2 separate regions of the Homo sapiens genome follow, and region 1 is linked to region 2. A link is a loop called in an ENCODE intact Hi-C map of the cell type or tissue named here. Cell type or tissue: heart left ventricle. All regions are shown on one strand. Links, peaks and the distances in the headings refer to the core of each region. The heading gives the core; the rest is flanking DNA.

Region 1 (2,915 bases), core at 125-2,624, 56 kb before region 2:
CTTCATCAATAAGAAACTCAGCTTCCATTAGCCACAATGTTTGTTTATTCAGTCTTCAAATACATATATTTTCAGAATTGTTAACCTATGTGTCTGTAGAAAAAACTCCCAAGGCAGGCAGATCACGAGGTCAGGAGATTGAGACCATGGTGAAACCCCGTCTCTACTAAAAATACAAAAAATTAGCCGGGGGCAGTGGCGGGCGCCTGTAGTCCCAGCTGTTCAGGAGGCTGAGGCAGGAGAATGGCGTGAACCCGGGAGGTGGAGCTTGCAGTGAGCCGAGATCATGCCCCTGCCCTCCAGCATGGGCGACAGAGTGAGACTCCGTCTCAAAAAAAAAAAAAAAAAAAAGAATTGTAAATTTTTTTCAAATCTGAGCCTTCCAGTATCTAGCCAAGATGTTTTTCAGAGTTACTTAAGTTCTCTTTCTTTCCTGCCCCCTTCAGTGTGGTTATATTATTTATTTGTAATACAGTTAGATTCACAAAATGGAGTATGTTACTTCTCATACTCCATTTTGGGTTCTCCTCATATCCTGGTTGATTTTAATTGTTTATTTTTTGAATATGTGAGAAGCATAAGCATGGTTTTAGAAATCAGAATTACACAAAGAGGCAGACCAGAGAAGTGTGAATTACTCCTCACCCCACTATCCTGTTCTCATTCCCCGCTTCTTTCTTTCTCCCCCTCTTCTTTCCTTTCTTGTTTCCACTCATCCTCTATAGATAACTAGTCTCCTTTCTGGTTTATCATTCTGTTATTTCTTATTGCACAAATGAGCAGATATGTGGATATTTTCTCATTGCCTTTTTTAACACAAAGGGTAGCATGCTATAGATTTTTTTTTCATTTTCCTTTTTTAAACTTTAACATCCCGGAAATCACTTCATATAAGTTCAGAGAGATATTTTTTATTCTATTTATGACATCTGCATCATATTCCATCATGCAGATGTATTATAGTTTATTCAACAACTCTCCTATGTAATGACATGTAGGCTTTTAATATTTTGCAATTACAAACAATGCTGCAAAATGAATAGCCTCATGCATGTGTATTTTCACGTTGTTGGAGGTATATTGTCAGGGTAAATTTCTATAACTAAAAGATAAGTCAAAAGATAAAGTACCCATGTAGTTTAGATGTTTCCAAATTTCCTTCCAAAAGATTGTAGTAAGGTAATCTGAAGAAGACAGGCTGTGATCTATGTATGTCCAGGTAGAGGGCATGACAACAGTTAGTGGTTGTAGAGATGGGCATGGGTGGCTCTGTTGGAAGGTGGGGGACTTCACTTACTGCTTTTTCCTCCTGCTGTCTTCTAAAGGCATCAGCACAGTAGAGCAGAAAGAGAATAGGCTTTGAGGCCAGTTCAGGACTTAGATAGTTAATCCATACCTTTCCAGGCTCTCTAGGGGACATATGAGCTGCTGCTTGTGGTGGTAAATTCAGTGATCTCTTCTGTTAGGAAAAGAACATGAGCTGGTGATGAGGTGTGGGCTAAAAACTTCTGGGTTTTAGGCCTGCCTTTGAGTTTTGGCAGTATGATTCTTAAGCAGGCATTTTATTTAACCTCCCTGAAAAATAAGAATAATAAATTCTAATGTATGGAAAGTACTTTTCATGGTGTTTGGCGGGGTCGATGTGGTTGGACTGAGGAGTAAACAAATTGTAAATGGAGTGGTACCCTGTGAAAGTTATTTCCCTTCTCTACTCCCTAATTCTGTTCAATTTATTTGAAGTAGGAAGAGATATTCTAAATCATTCCATTGACCATGAGGCAGTGTTTAAAATTCCTATAAAAATGAGCTTTGCTTTACCTCAATATTTGATGGACTGGCTAAGGGTAGGATTATGAAGGTTTGGGCCTCTGTCTCATCTTGGGTTTTTCTTTCCATTCGAGGTTGCCCCATTGGTGGGTTCCAGAAATCATGGGCATGTCCAGGTAGTTGCAGCGAGGCTCCCTCGCTGCGGTCAGCCACAGCCATCAGGGTTATAGTTTCCTGGATCTTTACCATAAGTAAGGTTGAAGCGGAAGTTGCCATTTTCTTCTAAATAAATTCATTGAGAAACCTTGATCCTACTCCAGGATTCTCCAGGGTTTTTTGTTGCATCCAAATCAGTAGGGCTTCCCTCCAGGTCTCCGTTGATGAATGGATTCCCTGGCCCCTGTCCTGGGTTAGGCTTTGGAGACAGGAACTTGTTGCCAGGACAGCAGATAGAAAAGGATTTAAGGTCACCTGAGAAATAGTCCACAATTAATTGTGCTGTGAATACAGGGCTCTTCCCCAAGGAGCGAGCAAGTGTTTGAAAACCAGACCTCGTGGTAGGCTGTGGTCCTCCACGGCTGGCGCTCAGGGATGCTGAGCACTGGCAATCTGGCCTTCCTCAGTGCATAAGGGCCCTGGGGGCTCTCAGAATGACAGGTCATCATTAGTCGCGGTGAAATCACCAGCAACGTGAGGAGCCAGCCACGGAGTCAGGCTGGCTTTTAACTGCTTTAGATCTATGTATTAATTTCTCCTACTCAGCAGCCCAAGCCTCTGCGGACTTTTTTTTTTTTTTTGCTTTTCCAGTGCGCTGTCTCGTCAGCATTGGAGACTGCTCCCAGAGAGGTCAGGCCTAATTCCTCATTGGCAAGTTTTGCCACACTTTAATCCACATGTCCCAGATTGAACCCTTTTTGAATGGAAAGGCTTTGCAAGTCAGTAAGGGTCTGCAAGTAAGTAGAGAGAATTGCGGGAGGAGCTGCAGCTGGGGAGGTCATGGAATCACATCCTGTCCAAGGTTGGTCCTGGAGGAAATTTGCCTGGTTTGCACTGGCCAGTTCATACGCAAACTTGGCTCGTGTTCTTGTTATCCCTCACCCCCACCTGCCCCCAGTGCTCCCTGAGCCCTTAGTGCAAATCAGTGCTTT
Region 2 (2,915 bases), core at 307-2,806:
AATCTTTGGAGTCACATACCACTCCCCAGACCCCCACCCTACAGTATCTTGCCCCTGCCACTTAGCAGCAATATGTATTAAGTTGTGAGTTTGGAGGAGCCTGCACTGCCCCAGGATGTGAGAGAAAACCACAGTGTCTGTAATACAGCAAGGGAGGGGGCTGTGTGACCAAGGGCTTGGCAGACCGTGCAAAGGATTTTGGATTTCATTCTGGCTGCGGTGGGCAGCCACTGAAGGGTTTAAATGGGGAAGTGATGTCATCTAGTGGGAGTTTCCACAGGAGCCCTCTGTTCTTTGCCGGAAGGCAATATGTCTGGTAGGGAGACCTTTGAAGAAATGACTGCCAAGCAAATACTGAGCTTTACCTATCTGTGTCCTGTTAAATCTCTCTCAGTGGGGGCCTATCCATTTCCTGGGCCACTGTGAAAAACCAGCATATCCTTTCTGTCACTAGACTTCTGCAAACTCTTCTGGGGCCATTTGTTCCATGCCACTTGCACAAGGGGGGAATGTGGCTCTGCCCTGTATCCCTTTAGGCTAGAATTGAAGCCCGAGGTGGTTGGCCAATGACGTGACATTGTTTTGAATGCCTTTATTATATCTAAACACTTTAAATGATATTTTGCATTCCACTCCATAGTACACATGCTTAATTTAACACAGAACCCATTTTCCTGTAATACTGTCTGTTCCCATTTTACAGATGGAGAATCCAAGGCTTAGAGATGTAAAGTGTTTTGTTCAAGGTCACATAGCTAGTAAATGGTGATACCAGGTTTGGAATGCAGGCAGTCTGATTACTTAGCCTTTGCTCCTGATAATTCCATTCTTCACTGTGGTATCCTAGTGCCTCGAACTGTACCCAGCAGGTTCTCAGTAAACATGCGTTGGGTGATTCTATTGGAAAAGTCTGGCATCGGGTGCTAGGAATGCAACCCTATGCACACCTGAGCCACCTGGATCAGGACCAAGTGTGGGTGCTGGGAGGCTAAGCGGGATGTGTGCTCCTTGGTGTCCTGCATAACCAGAACAGGACTCCCTCCGGTGTGTCTTCAGCACCTCGCAGCACCATCACTCTGGCCAGCTAGTAATTGTGGCATACTCATCTGTCTCTCTAGCTGCATGGTGATCTCTGGAGGATGGGCCCTGTATTAAGCTCACCTCCTTCTTCCTGAGGCCTGGTCTAACTCATATATTTGAAATGTGACTGCTCAACAGTGGGCTTATGGAAGTCAGCCCAAGTCTTCAGCCAGAGAATTCCAAGAGTGGGATCTTTCATCTGCCTTGCCCATGGCCAGAACCATCCTTGAACATGAGTGAGAAAACAGGCCCAGGCAGAGCTAAGGCTGGCTTCCTGCCCAGAGGCCCTCATGTGACTAGAAGGAGCCAGCTAGTCCGTAGAGCTGCCATGCTGCCCTTGGGTCTCCCATGCTGCCTAGGGAACCCTAGGGCCTGAGGAGCGCTCAAGGCAGCCAGCACACCCCAGGAACAGGAGATGCAGAAAGCATGGGGGTGCAGGGCCTGTAAGGCAAGGGAGGCATGAGGTAGAAGGATGGATTCTGTTCTGGCTGCGTGGGTTTTTCTGGGTATAGTTGGCCATCAAGTGGAAATAGTTTATAAACTGGAAAATAGGGTCTGCAAACAGCTGGAAATAGAGATCTGGAGAGAGGAAGGGTGGGAGATGAGGGTGAAAAATCTAGGTGATAGTTGTCAGTGATAGCCAGAGTGGATTTCTACCTGTTTGAGAGGGAATAGGCAAAAGGGCAGGCCCCAAATCTGTCCCATCTACACATTATTCCATGCCACCTGTCACACACCAGATATGTATATGCAACATTCTTCTTATGGTTGGGGGTAAGGTCTGTATCCTGAATGAAATGAATAGGCTTTCATTACCTTTCCAGGGATAGTTTTGTTATCATTCATATCCTGTCTGTGTTTTCACTGTCAATAGAGTCAGTTTAATTAATTTATATGTTTTATTCTTTATTTCAGAAAAACTATACAACTCCAGCGGACGAGATTTGAGAAGGGCCCTCTTCTCCCTGAAGCAGATATTTCAGGTAAATAGGAAAAAAATAAGTACTTACCTGTTTTTACATTGCTGTGAAATTAGATACAGGCAAGCTTCTACCTGTACTTGTTATGAAAAGGAAGGACAAATTTAGATTACAATATTTATATTTAGATTACAATATACATTAGGTCATAATATCAGTTGAGAATTTTTATCATGTCAAATATTTCAAACATAATAAAAAGTAAAGGTAACTTTATCACATATTTTTCCATATTTACTTCTAGTTTTTTTTTTTTTTAACTATTATTATACTTTAAGTTCTGGGACACATGTGCAAAATGTGCAGGTTTGTTACACAGGCATACATGTGCCATGGTGGTTTGCTGCACCCATCAACCCATCATCTACATTAGGTATTTCTCCTAATGCTATCCCTTCCCTAGCCCCCTACCCACTGACAGGCCCTGGTGTGTGATGTTCCCCTCCCTCTGTCCATGTGTTCTCATTGTTCAACTCTCACTTATGAGTGAGAACATGTGGTGTTTGGTTTTCTGTTGCTGTGTTTTCTGAGAATGATGGTTTCCAGCTTCATCCATGTCCCTGCAAAGGACATGAACTCATTCTTTTTTATGGCTGCATAGTGTTCCATGGGGGTATATGTGCCACATTTTCTTCATCCAGTCTACCATTGATGGGCATTTGGGTTGGTTCCAAGTCTTTGCTATTGTGAATAGTGCTGCAATAAACATACATGTGCAAAGCCTATTAGAGGTATAACTGAAGACCTGTGTTATGCTCCCCCATCCCAAACAACCTCTTTCCACCCTACCCCCACATGCATGTTTCCTAATGGTAAATATTCACCAACAATATGTGATATTCTTTTGTATGAACT

What was found. Hi-C counts contacts between places; a loop is a spot of excess contacts. Peaks named below come from ENCODE experiments on the same cell type or tissue, not always from the same donor. Only the 100,000 strongest peaks of a DNase experiment are listed, where the experiment ranks them.
Region 1: a loop joins it to region 2, with 4 times the contacts of the local background. A loop is called at or near these places in 2 of 110 quality-filtered maps.

Annotation. Positions count from the first base shown.
Region 1 is chr18:36,443,862-36,446,776 of GRCh38, forward strand. The region is part of intron 3 of FHOD3 (formin homology 2 domain containing 3); the gene reads left to right. Among named protein-coding and RNA genes, the nearest start is that of FHOD3, 150 kb to the left of the region's middle. In heart left ventricle, for the core only: no CTCF peak of the experiment used is centred there; no DNase peak of the experiment used is centred there; H3K27ac peaks cover 522 bases.
Region 2 is chr18:36,499,937-36,502,851 of GRCh38, forward strand. It overlaps FHOD3 (formin homology 2 domain containing 3), which reads left to right. Exons shown (of 29, transcript NM_001281740.3): 4 at 1,996-2,063. Among named protein-coding and RNA genes, the nearest start is that of FHOD3, 200 kb to the left of the region's middle. RefSeq lists an enhancer at 265-314. In heart left ventricle, for the core only: no CTCF peak of the experiment used is centred there; a DNase peak (open chromatin) is centred at 1,385.